Linked DNA regions of Homo sapiens: region 1 is linked to region 2. The links are chromatin contacts, found by Hi-C or POLR2A ChIA-PET in ENCODE. All regions are on one chromosome and are shown on one strand. The core of a region is the stretch at or near the end of the contact, and the rest is flanking DNA. Distances in the headings are between cores, read along the strand shown.

What was found. A loop is a pair of places that touch in the nucleus more often than their neighbours do. ChIA-PET counts read pairs that join two places held with the same protein, here RNA polymerase II (POLR2A). Pooled maps may share reads with other maps.
Region 1: a map of endothelial cell of umbilical vein shows a loop between it and region 2 (3-fold over the local background). The contact joins the promoter of APBB1 here to the enhancer-like site in region 2. A Hi-C loop is called at or near these places in 15 of 168 maps with a recorded cell type or tissue (CD4-positive, alpha-beta T cell, CD4-positive, alpha-beta memory T cell, CD8-positive, alpha-beta T cell and 9 more), 4 of 37 single-sample maps with no recorded cell type and 28 of 50 pooled maps. POLR2A ChIA-PET finds 5 or more read pairs at or near these places in 36 of 52 experiments (A549, AG04450, CD4-positive, alpha-beta T cell and 26 more).

What each region holds. Positions count from the first base shown.
Region 1 is chr11:6,415,393-6,421,554 of GRCh38, reverse strand. APBB1 (amyloid beta precursor protein binding family B member 1) reads left to right here and starts at 2,461. Exons shown (of 15, transcript NM_001164.5): 1 at 2,461-2,570. RefSeq lists silencers at 2,094-2,493, 2,504-2,693.
Region 2 is chr11:6,375,027-6,381,033 of GRCh38, reverse strand. No RefSeq gene overlaps it. Among named protein-coding and RNA genes, the nearest start is that of SMPD1, 12 kb to the left of the region's middle. Within about 2 kb of position 2,678, at least 4 of the 41 ENCODE cell types and tissues checked have a DNase peak (open chromatin) inside an H3K27ac peak, as active enhancers do; they include CD4-positive, alpha-beta T cell and endothelial cell of umbilical vein, where a contact is called at or near this core.

The DNA of each region.
Region 1 (6,162 bases), core at 1,212-3,711, 41 kb before region 2:
TTCCAAGTAGCTGGGACTACAGGTGCCCGCCACCATGCCCAGCTAATTTTTTTGTGTTTTTAATAGAGATGGGATTTCACCATGTGGACCAGGCTGTTCTCGAACTCCTGGTCTCAAGTTGATCTGCCCACCTTGGCCTCCCAAAGTGCTGGGATTACAGGCCTGAGCCACCACGCCTGGCCATGCCACACACTTTTAAATAACCGGATCTCACAAGAACTCACTCATCATGGGGAAGACAGCACCAAGCCATGAGAGATCCACCCCTACGACCTGAACACCTCCCACCAGACCCCACCTCCAGCATTGGGGATTACAATTCAACATGAGATTTGATCAGGGACAAATATCCAAACTATATCAACACCCATACTGACCTTCCTGTATTTCTCCTGCTACTTGGAATACTTTTCTCTTCTCCTGGCTGACCTCTAGCTCCTTCATCCCTTTCCCTCACTGAATTGTCACTTCCTATGAAAGCCTCCTAAACTTCCCAGGCCAAATTAAGCCCACTCACATAGCTCCCGGTACATCTCCTTCAAGACACTCATCACATTCCTAATTACATATTTAATGTCTCTTTCCCCTGTTAAATTTCAAGCTGTATGAGAGACGGAACTGTATCTTGTTTCTTGACCTGTTGCTAGCACCAAGGACAGTACCTCATACATAGTAATTATTTGATGAAAGAAAATGAATGAATGAATGAATGAGGACACTTTTGTTCTTCTGGGTAATTCTTCTTCATCTTTCAAGAACCCAGGTCAGATGTCATTTCCTCCAGGTGAGATGCAGTCAAATCTGATTCGTCTTTAGATCCCTAGGGCCTGGCTTGGGACCTGATACATGGTTCATATATCATAGGCATTTGTCAAATCATTATAAACTATTGGTTGTGAATTCATAATTGTTGAAACTGAATGATAGGTATATGAGGGTTCATTATATTGTTCTGTCTGCTTTAGTATATATTGGAAATTTGCCATAATAAAAAGTTAAAACATTTATATTTACCACAAGTAAAATAAAAGTATATTCAAAGATGACTTTGAAGCTTCTGGCTTGGGAAGCCAGTAGTTGGTGTCATTCATTGGAATGGATGGAATGGAGTTGTGTCCAGTGTGGGATGTGTGTTGTGTTGTGTGTGTTGAAGAGGGTTCTTTTTCACCCCAGTGAAACTCCTTAAAAGACTAATAAAGGGGGATGAAACAATAAATTGAGGCTGGACACTGTGTCTGACGCCTGTAATCTCAGCACTTTGGGAGGCCGAGGTGGGAGGATCGCTTGAACACAGGAGTTCCAGACCAGCCTGGGGAACACAGTGAGACCCCCTCTCTACTAAAATACAAAAAGCCAGGCGCGGTGGCACATGTCTGTGGCCCAGGTACTCCGGGGGCTGAGGCGGGAGGAATCTGAGCCCTGGAGGCTGAGGCTTCAGAGAGCCATGATCTTGCCCCTGGGTGACAGAGTGAGACCCTGCCTTGAAAGAAAGAACGAACTCAGATTTGGATATCTTTAGTTTTAGGCACCTGAGAGGGATTAGCATGTAGAGGCTTTCTGGATGGTAATATAACCTCTCATTATCCTTGATGGCCTCTGGGTCACTGATCTGACCATTGGGATGTATCCCACTATCCAGGGAGGGTCTGTAGTAAGTATTGCACCCCACCATCTTCCTTACATCTTTACACTTTTCATTCACAATATCCCCTTCCTTGTGAATTTCTACCGGGGAGCAATGTATTCTTGACATTTTCCAGGCCTTGATGTCAGCTTTATGCTCAGCAGCAGAGGTATTTCAGTGTCAAGAAACATCGGAGTTCCAGTCTAAATTCATCACTAACTGTGACTGCGGGCAAGTCGCTTTACCTCTCTTAATCTTAGCCTCAGCCTCTGAAAAATGAGGATAATAATTCTGGTGATTTTACAGAGCTGATGTGAAGATTAATGCGCGTTAACGGTTTAATAGAGAGCCCGGCACGGTGTAAGTGGTCAATAAATACGAGCTATTATTATGAGCAACGCTGTGTCCTCAGAGCCTCCCCACCAGGACGTCAGGGAGCGGTGCAGCAGGAGCGGCGCAGAGTGCCTCCCGGGAATCCTTCCCCGCGCGGCCGCGGCGCCGCACAGCCGCCGCCATTCGGGCTCCAGCCCCGTCCGCGCGTCTCCCGGCGTGGGTGCGGGACCAGGGCGCTGCGGGGCGCGCAGGGTGAGTCTGTGGAATAGTAGTGGAGGACGGCGCCGCGCTAGGCGGGGGTCCCAGGGAGTCGGCTGCAGGGGTGTCTGCTGGGAGGGCTGGACCGCGGGGCTCACCGAGGTCCGAGGGCCGCCCGCAGGGTGAGGCCCCCAAGAAGCTGCGGCAAGTGCCGCGCCCGCCGAGCTCGCTCCCGCGCCCGCCCCAAGATGGCGCCCCTCCCCCTCCCCTTGCGCGCGCCTCCGCCGCTCGGGGCGCGGCCCCGCGGCCCGCGCGCTCCTGGGCGGGGGATGTTGTGATGGAGAAGCCGCGGCGGAGCCCGAACCCCGCAGCCTGAGCCACCTCCGTCATCTGGGCCCGGGGCCTCACCGCGCAGGTAGGAGGTGTCCCTGCCCCGGCCCAGCCCCGGTGGCTGCGTCCCGATCACCAGCGGCCGGCGGACCCTGTAGCCCCTACCCTGCGGCAGCCCGGGTCCCCCGGCCGGCCCCATCCCCCATCCCCGGGTCGCCCTTCCACCGCGCGCCCGCAGACCGTCCTCTCATACCCACCATCGCAGGGTCCACTCGGGCCCTCACACCGTCCCTTCCGCTGCCCTTTACCTCCTGCCCCTCGGGGTGACTAGGGGCGGGTATGGAGGACGCGAAGCGAGGGGCAGTGGGTGTTGGGGGAGGGGAGGCCCAGGTCCGGGAAGGGGACGTGGGGTGGGGTGGGCTGGCAGGCCGCGCCGATTCCAGCAGGGGTCCCAGGCCCTGGATCTGTCAAGCCGCATTCTGTTGCCCTCAGCGACCGAGGGGTGTGCCCTGGGGCGGCTGTGTCCCCAGCTCAGCCAGGAGGCCTAGCACTGCCAAGAACACTGATTAGAAGCAGTTTTCCCACTGCCAATTCCTAACCTGTTTTGTATCGGCCTGTGTATCTCTTGCATTCTGAGCCCCTCTAGCTATAGTCCCAGCTCTCTCCGCCCTTCAGAGTCAACGCTTGCTGTCTTCATTTCCTTACTTCCCATTCATTCTTAAAAGCACTCCACTCTGTGTCCCTGACACCCACTGAAACTGTCTAGGCCAAGGTCACCGGAGACCTCCTTGTGGAGAACTCCAGTGGACACTGTTATCTCCTTTACCTTTGAGTAGTATTCGGTGGGGTATGTCAACTCACTCTCCTTGAAGCATTTTCCTGCTTTCTGCCCTACAGCATTGTCTGCTCTTCTCAATCTCATTTGCTTCCTCTCCTCCTCTCTTTAGATGCTGGTGAGGCTCTTGGCTCTGTCCCGAGCTGTCTTCTCTCAGTATCTGTTCTTTCTCCCCAGATATTTTATCTACTCCCAAAGCTTCAAATTTCATATATATGCTAATGATTCCCAAATTTATATATCCAGCCCAGACTTCTTTCCTGAAATCCAGACTCATATGTCCAGCTGCTCTCTTGACATCTCCTTGAAAGACAAACAGGAGTTCCAAACCTATAGATTCCAAGCTAAATTATCTTCTGTGGTTTTCTCTGTACCCCACTTCCAAATCTGTTCTTCCTTCGAATCTCAAAAATGGCTCTTTGCCAATCTGGAGTCATGAGCAAGACTTGAGATTAACCCCTCTCTCACTCTCTGCATCTCATTTCACCAAGTTCTGTCACATCCACTGCCTAAATATTTCTCAAATCCATTCATTTCGCTCTTTCCTCACTGCCACCAAAGTTAATCTGGGCCACCACCATTTTTTTTCCTTGACTACTTTAATAGCATACCCTCTTGCCTACCTCCCTTTAACTGTTCTCAACACAGTACCCAGAGTAATCCTTTGAAAAATGCTTCCAATCACTTATTCATGCAATAAATATGATTTCAGCACCTAATATATGCCAGGCACTGTGTTATGTCCTGAAGATATAATTGTGAGCAAAAGAGACTGAGTCCTTGGAGCTGACAATCTAGGAGAAAAATCAAATAAGAATAACATTACAAATGTAATATGTACCATGAAGAAAAGCTGTATGGTGCCTTGAGAACGCACAAGAGCAGTAGCTAAACTGGTCTCGGGGATAGGGAGAGAGGGTTGGAGGACAGCTTCTCTGAGAACATGACGTTTGAACTAAAATATAGTGGATGAGTAGAAGTTAATTCAGCTTAGAGAGTAGGAGAAGAGGTCCCAGGAAGCATGGAAATCACATGCAAACACCTTGTAGAAGGAAAACACATGTCTTCGAGGAATCAGAAGAAGGCTACTGAGGCTGCAGAGCAGTGTGACCAAAGCCAGGGGCAGGGAGGAGGAAGGCAGGCGCCAGACTGAGCAGGAAATTTAGGCCATGTTAAGAATTTGGTCTTAAGGGCCAGGCGTGATGGCTCACGCCTGTAATCCCAGCACTTTAGGAGGCCAAGGCGGGCGGATCACCTGAGGTCAGGAGTTCAGGACCGGCCTGGCCAACATGGCGAAACCCCATCTCTACTAAAAGTACACAAAAATTAGCCGGGCATGGTGGTGTGTGCCTGTAATCCCAGCTACTCAGGAGGCTGAGGCAGAAGAATCGCTTGAACCCGGGAGGCAGAGGTTGCAGTAAGCCGAGATCTTGCCACTGCACTGTAGCCTGGGTGACACAGCAGGACTCCATCGCAAAAAAAAAAAAAAGGGAATTTTGTCTTAAGGTCTTTGTCCTTGATGGTAGTGGATGTGGAGAGTAGATGAAGTCCAGAAATTTTTCTCAGAGAGGAAATCATCAGTACCTAGAGATGGATTGAACATAGCAAGTGCAGGAGAAGGACATGTCAAGATGTACCCCTACTTCAGATTCACAGAATAGGATGGATTCTATCATTCCATGAGCCGGGATCCTGAAAGAGGACCAGTTAGTGTGTGGGAGTGGGAAACATGAGTGGGTCTATTAGCTTGAGACATCCAAGTGGAGATGTTGAGTAGAAAGTTGAATGTACTTGTCTGGAGCTCAGGTGAGGGGTCTGAAATGGAGATTTGAATTGGGAAATCATCAGTGTATAACTGAAGCTGTGGGCATTAATGAATACTTATACTGATTATAGGATGAGAAAGAGGAAGGGGCATGAGAATAAGCCATAAGAAACTCCAGCAGGTAATGGCTAATAGAGGAAGATGAGCCAGCAGAGGAGTCTAGGAACCCAGCAAACAGTAACAAGAAGTGTAAAAGATGAGATGAGATGAGGAGTGTGGAGATGAGAGTGTGGAGGCCCCGGATAGAGGCTGGATGAGAGATTCACGGGGTCAGATGCTGCTGGGAGGACAACCAAGACGAGCACTGTGTCTGTTGGATTGAATGACACAGGGGTCATGTTGACCTTGGTAGGAGCTGTTACTGAGTCGTGTTGGGAGTGGAAGCAGGTTTGGAAAGGGTTGAGGAGTGAGTGGGAGGTGAGGAAGTGGCAACAGTGAGTGGAGACAACTCTCTCAGGAAGTTTGCCTGTATGGGGGAGGAAAGAGAGCAGTGAGTGGATCTGGAGGAGCGTCAGGTCAAGTTGGGAGACCGTGGATCCTATTGAGAAGGAGAGGTTGATCATATAGAGGAGAAAATAGATAAACAGTGGTATAAAATTCCTGGAAAGGCATCATAGGAAGAATCCAAATCATAGGTGAAGCAGTTGGTTTTGGGAAGGAGAGAAAGGGATAGGTGCTGAAGTTTGGTTAGGTTTTTATGTTTGAGGATGTTACCCAGTTGGATGGCTTCCCTTTCCTCTGTGAATCAGGAGGGGAGATCAGCCTCTGAGACGGGTGGCCAATGGAGAGTTATGTCCTAGTCTCAGGCAGGCCTTTGCTGATGTCTTGGCTGTAGTAAGCCCCAGGTTCCTGTAATGCCCTCCTCTTCCTCCTTCATGATATTCAGTCAACAAATAGGGAATGCTATGGGTGCCAGGCACTGTTCTAGATGTTGGTGTTACACTGCATTGTAACAAGTTGTTCAATGACTGTTTCCCGCTGAACTGAGAACTCCTCCAGAGGAAGAACCATTTCTTT
Region 2 (6,007 bases), core at 1,429-3,928:
AGAGAGCACCTCTGCTGATTTCAGTGGCTTACCTGATGGTGTAATGCAAACTTTCTCCCTGGGGGGTCTGAGCCTCACTATCCATGCTCTCCTCAAGCCATGCTCCTGCACTTGTCTTTTTACCATCAAAATAGGGCAGGGACTACCAAGAGGCACCCAAGTGGGCCAGCTGGATGCCAAGCATATTCCCCCATGTCTCCATTTTGTAACAGTTGTATTATCAGGATCAACAATGACAATCAGGATCAACGCTACAGCCACCATGATCATGCCTCTTCTTGCCTGCTGGCCCCTGCACGCAGGAGCCCAGAGTTCCTAGGCAACAACCATAACCCATTCACCTGCTGGACACATTTCCCCATTGGGAATCAGAGCCTCTAAAGCAGCAGAGCCTAGAGTTGTAGGGGCAGAAAGCACAAATTTCCCAAGTAGATTCCTGGGAGTGATGGCGAACAGAGCCACGCCTGCTTTCTCTCTTTGGTTCTGAACCCATGTGTTTTACCTTTTGGGAACAGAACACCAGGTTGTTGGTTTAAAGTGTATACTGCATGCTAGAAGGTGGCACCTCCTCCTCTCTAGGAATTACTTCCATGTTTGTGCTTCAGCTGTGCATCTACAGCTGATTCTATCACTGTGTTAGGCTGGCAGTTTCTGGGTGGTCGGCTGTAATGTGACCAGTGGACACAAAAGTCATGTGCCCGCTTTACACCTCTTTTGCTGAAAAGTGGTTCCTGGTACGACATGATAGGATTCCGTACCTGTTGCTCAGACACTGTCTCTGTAAGCCCTTGGATAGTGGTTGAGGCCTAGGAGGTGGGAAAATTCATTATGAACAAAGTTTTCTGCAGGGCTGGTAGTGGGAAAGGTGAGACAACCTTATTCTTGACTTTCTCTGGGTTTTAGAACTTCTGAAACCTATTGTGCAGGCTTCTAGGCTATTGGATAATGACTAGAACTTGGGGAAGGGAGAGCAAGGCTGGTGTTTAAAGATCTAAAGTTATACAGCCTCTGCCTCAGTGGCGAACTGAGTCCCTGGCTTGGAGAGTGATTGGCAGAGGGACAAAATGGGCTGCTTGGTTGGGACAGATAACTTCTTAGTTAATCTGGGTTAATTTAAGCAGACATTCGCTTAGGGTACTTACATTTTGTTGTGTCAGGAAACCTGTACAAACAGCTGAGCACGGTGGCTCACGCCTGTAATCCCAGCACTTTGGGAGGCCTAGGTGGGCGGATCACCTGAGATCAGGAGTTCGAGACCAGCCTCAATATGGAGAAACCCCGTCTCTACTAAAAATACAAAATTAGCCGGGCGTGGTGGTGCATGCCTGTAATCCCAGCTACTCCGGAGGCTGAGGCAGGAGAATTGCTTGAACTTGGGAGGCGGAGGTTGCAGTAAGCTGAGATCAGACCATTGCACTCCAGCCTGGGCAACAAGAGTGAAACTCTGTCTCAAAAAAAATTAAAAATAAAAAAAAAGGAAACCTATACAAATTCTGTTCAAGTGGCCAGCCAATTCTTGAGCTGTCTGTGAAACTGCAAATTGAATTCGAAATTCCAGACAGCAGCCCAGCACTGATGGGGAAAGGTCTCCCTCTTGTGGAAATTTTAGGGATTACTGGAAAGCTAGTAATCTATACCTTTAAGAGCTCAAATCCAGAAGAAATTTTTCTTGACAGGCAATTCCAACGCAGTGTATGTAGAACCCCCAATAGTAGGGGCTGCAATTTAAATTCAAGCTATCTGGATTAGAATCTTTGTTCTGCCACTTATTAGTTGTGTGACCTGGACAAAGCACATCACTTTTTGAGCTTCAATTTCTTTCTGTGTGACATGAAGATAATAGATAATATAAGGTTGTGAAGTTACAATGAGACAGTACTTAGATTAATAGATGTGACAGAGGAAGACTTTTAGTATCTGATGCAAACTTTTAAAGTTGCATCTTATATTTCATTACCAACTATACAGAATCTACCACCTTATACATAGTAGATGCTGTATCTGTATTGACTATCATTGATTTAATGAGGTCTAGCTGATAACTCTCCCCAGTTTTCCATGCCTTATCCACACTGTCCATTGACAGGAGAGAGGAAATCTATGGTTACAGTGAGGTGGAGGCTGAAGGAAAAGTTAAATGTTAAAAACTGCCCTTCGCCACCCCGCCCTGTGGAAGACGTAGGGAGTATTTACTTAATGACAATAACTTAGCTCCATCTATTGTCAGGAAATCATCCATTTATTCCCACCCACCGCCGCCAACACACACACTGTTCTGTGTCAGGCCCAGACCAAGAAGCTGGGGATATACCTGTTAGTAGGAAAAGCCCTGCCCTACAGAAGACTCCAGCTCAGGAGAGGATAGGGGCAAGAATAACATACTTGCCTCACCCCATCAGCCAGCATGAGGAAGCAACATAGAAGCTGTCCCCTGCAGACCTCCTGTCAACAGTCACGTGAGCACCCAATGTCACCAGTGTTGACAGATGATCTTCCAGTCGTTCCTGGGAGAAGGCTTTCCATCCGCAGCTACCTACATCTTATATAGGATGAAGGTCACCTCTCTGTGTCCTGAGATATTGCCACACTCCAACCACACTGTCTCATGTGGACATTCACTTAAAACGACTCAGGATACTTGTAAGCTCCACTGAAGCAGTCAGATCTTTGACACACAGGAAGGGGAGTGTAATGTGGAAGGAAGTGTCTCAGCCCTGTACTTGGGTAGGCTGAACAAGGGTGAAATCTAGTCCTGAAACCTAGACAGTTTTACATTTTTTTTTCTTTACCATCTCTATTCTCTGAAGAAGCTAATCCTTGGGAGGATATTTTTCAGCTTCCAAACAGAAATTGAACTAGGAAACCAATATATATGGTTGTGCATGCACATTTGTGTGCACATGAGTGCATGGGTGGTGTGGTGGATGGGCACCACCCCCAATGCAATAGCTCTCTGACTTCATCAATGCATCCAGTCTATCTTCCTTTTCTCTCTGTTTACCCACCTGCTCCTGGCTTCCTGTCTGTTTAAAATAATACTTTATAATCTAACATTATAGTAATTCCTTTGCAGATATGCTCAGCTCCTGTGTTCCCCTCTCCTCTGTCATTTTCATCTGGCTGAACTCCAGTCTCAAATGATCCCAATTACTTTCATTTTCTTCTTCTGAACCAGAGTAGCTGAAATTGTTACAGCAAATTCTATAGCTAGAAAAAGTGATATAAGGCCGGGCGCGGTGGCTCACGCCTGTAATCCCAGCGCTTTGGGAGGCCAAGGCGGGTGGATCACGATGTCAGGGGATCGAGACCATCCTGGCTAACACGGCGAAACCCCATCTCTACTAAAAATACAAAATATTAGCCAGGCGTGGTGGTGGGCGCCTGTGGTCCCAGCTACTCAGGAGGCTGAGGCAGGAGAATGGCGTGAACTCAGGAGGCGGAGCTTGCAGTGAGCCGAGATCGAGCCACTGCACTCCAGCCTGGGCGACAGAGCGCGACTCCGTCTCAAAAAAAAAAAGAAAAGAAAAAAAGAAAAAGTGATATAATGATAAATTCATGATCCCCAGACTCACATGGTCCCTCAGTGCTGCCTGGCAATTTTTCCGTGTTTCTCTAGTGAGCTTGCTCTTTTTCTACTTTTTCTAACTTTTTCATTGCTTTGTAGATCTTTTCATATCTCTGCATCCTCTGTCCTCACACCACCCACTCTTACTGATTTTGCCTTCTATTTTACAGATAATTTAGAAGCCATCCAGAGAGACATTCCCTTGTCTTTGTTACAACAAATTAAAACCCTGCTTGCATCTGTACCCATCCTCTCCCTTTCCCCCTCTGTTATATCCTAATATTTTACAGATGATGAAATACAGGTGCAGAGAAGTTACATAGCTTGCCTAAGATCACACAGCTAGCAAGTAGTTGAGCCCAGTTCCCAGCAGATGAAGCATCCCTCTTACAAAGGGCTGATACTTTTATATTGTTCTATCTCTCAGGGATCTGATTATATTAGCTATTCCCCTTCTCTTAGTTAATTTTTTTTTTTTTTTTTTTTTTTGAGATGGAGTTTCGCTCTGTCACCCAGGCTGGAGTACAGTGCCATAATCTCGGCTCACTGCAACCTCTGCCACCCAGGCTCAAGCGATTCTCCTGCCTCAGCCTTCTGAGTAGCTGGGACTACAGGCACGCACCACTACGCCTGGCTGATTTTTGTATTTTTAGTAGAGATGGGGTTTCACCATATTGGCCAGACTGGTCTCAAACTCCTGACCTCAGGTGATCCACCTGCCTCGGCCTCCCAAAGTGCTGAGATTACAGGCGTGAGCCACCTCACCTGGCCCTCTCCTAGTTAATATTAAGTTATGTCATCAGTGACAAAAAACTGAAAATAACAGCAGCTTTAAAGGAGGTCGGCATTTATTCCTCCCTCACATAGACATAGCCCATCCAGGACTTGCATGACAACGATATGATGAGCAGGAAACCAGGCTGCTTTGATCTTGCTCACCATCCCCAAAATGTGGCTTTCACCTTGTGGCTCATGCTCCAGCCATCATCTCTACACTCTTGCCAGCAGGAAAAAGAACAGAGCCCTTCCCTTTAAGGACACTTCCTAGAAGTTGCACAAGACATTTTTACCCTTATTTCCATGGCTAGAACTTGAACACATTATTCTACTGCAAGGGAGGTGAAGAAATGTCATTTTTGTTCCAGGAGGTCATTTACTCTGCTGAAATTCACAGACTGTACTACCATAGAAGATGGGAGAATGGCTATTAGAGGACAAAGACAGTCTTAGCCATACTCTTTCTTTCTGACATTTTCAACCTCTCCTGCTCAATTTGAAAATCCAATCAAGATTCTATCTTTAAAAGTCAAAATGAGGTAAATCAACACAAAACAAATGCAAGCTTCTTTCTAGACCTAACCCAGTATCCTTCACTATCGGTGTTTCTCTGCTCTGTTTAACAGAACATATCTCAAAAGAACGTCCTGCACATGCTATTCCCATTTCCTTGCATTTTGACCACCACGAATCTATTAAAATGGCTAAGGCACCTCGTGACCTCCACATAAACATATCTAAGGGGCCCTTTTCAGTCTCTGTCTTCTCGACCTCTCAGCAGAATGGGATGCATTTGATTGTTCTCATTATCTTTGACACTTTCTTCTCTTGGCTTCTCCGACACCTCAGTCTTAGCTTTTAGATTGTTAAAGCAAACTAAATATGGCCTGAGAAGGACTCCATACTTCTATATTTGAGTCCTTGTAGACAAATCGTAACATAGCTTAATAGGCAGACAAGATTGAAAACCTAATTTAAGACTATACACCTGTAATGATAGCTGTGTCTTGGCCAATCCCAGCAGCCATACTTCAACCACTCACAGACTGCTGAGTGTTCAAACTGTGTTCAAATAAGGCAAAGGCCAACCTGTAACCCATCCAGCTGTTTCTGTACCTCACTTTTTTTTTTTTTTTTTTTTTGAGACAGAGTCTCAGTCTGTTCCCCAGGCTGGAGTGCAGTGGCGCGATCTTGGCTCACTGCAAACTCTACCACCCAGGTTCATGCCATTCTCCTGCCTCAGCCTCCCGAGTAGCTGGGACTAAAGGTGCCCGCCACCATGCCCGGCTAATTTTTTGTATTTTTAGTAGAGACGGGGTTTCACCGTGTTAGTCGGGATGGTCTCGATCTCCTGACCTCGTGATCCGACCGCCTTGGCCTCCCAAAGTGCTGGGATTACAGGCAGTGAGCTCACTACGTGAGCCGACTTCTGGTTTTTGTATATTACTTTACTTTTTTTATTTATAAATCTGTTCTGACCATGAGGAACCGCTGGAGTCTCTCTGAATCTGCTGTGATTCTAGGGGCTGCCTGATTCATGAATCGTTCATTGCTCAATTAAACTCTTTTAAATTTAATTTGGCTGAAGTTTTTCTTTCAACAAGATAAATTTGTCACTAATGAGAGTGTTAATTTTTTTCCAGTTTGATTTTCTGTCTTTTGCAT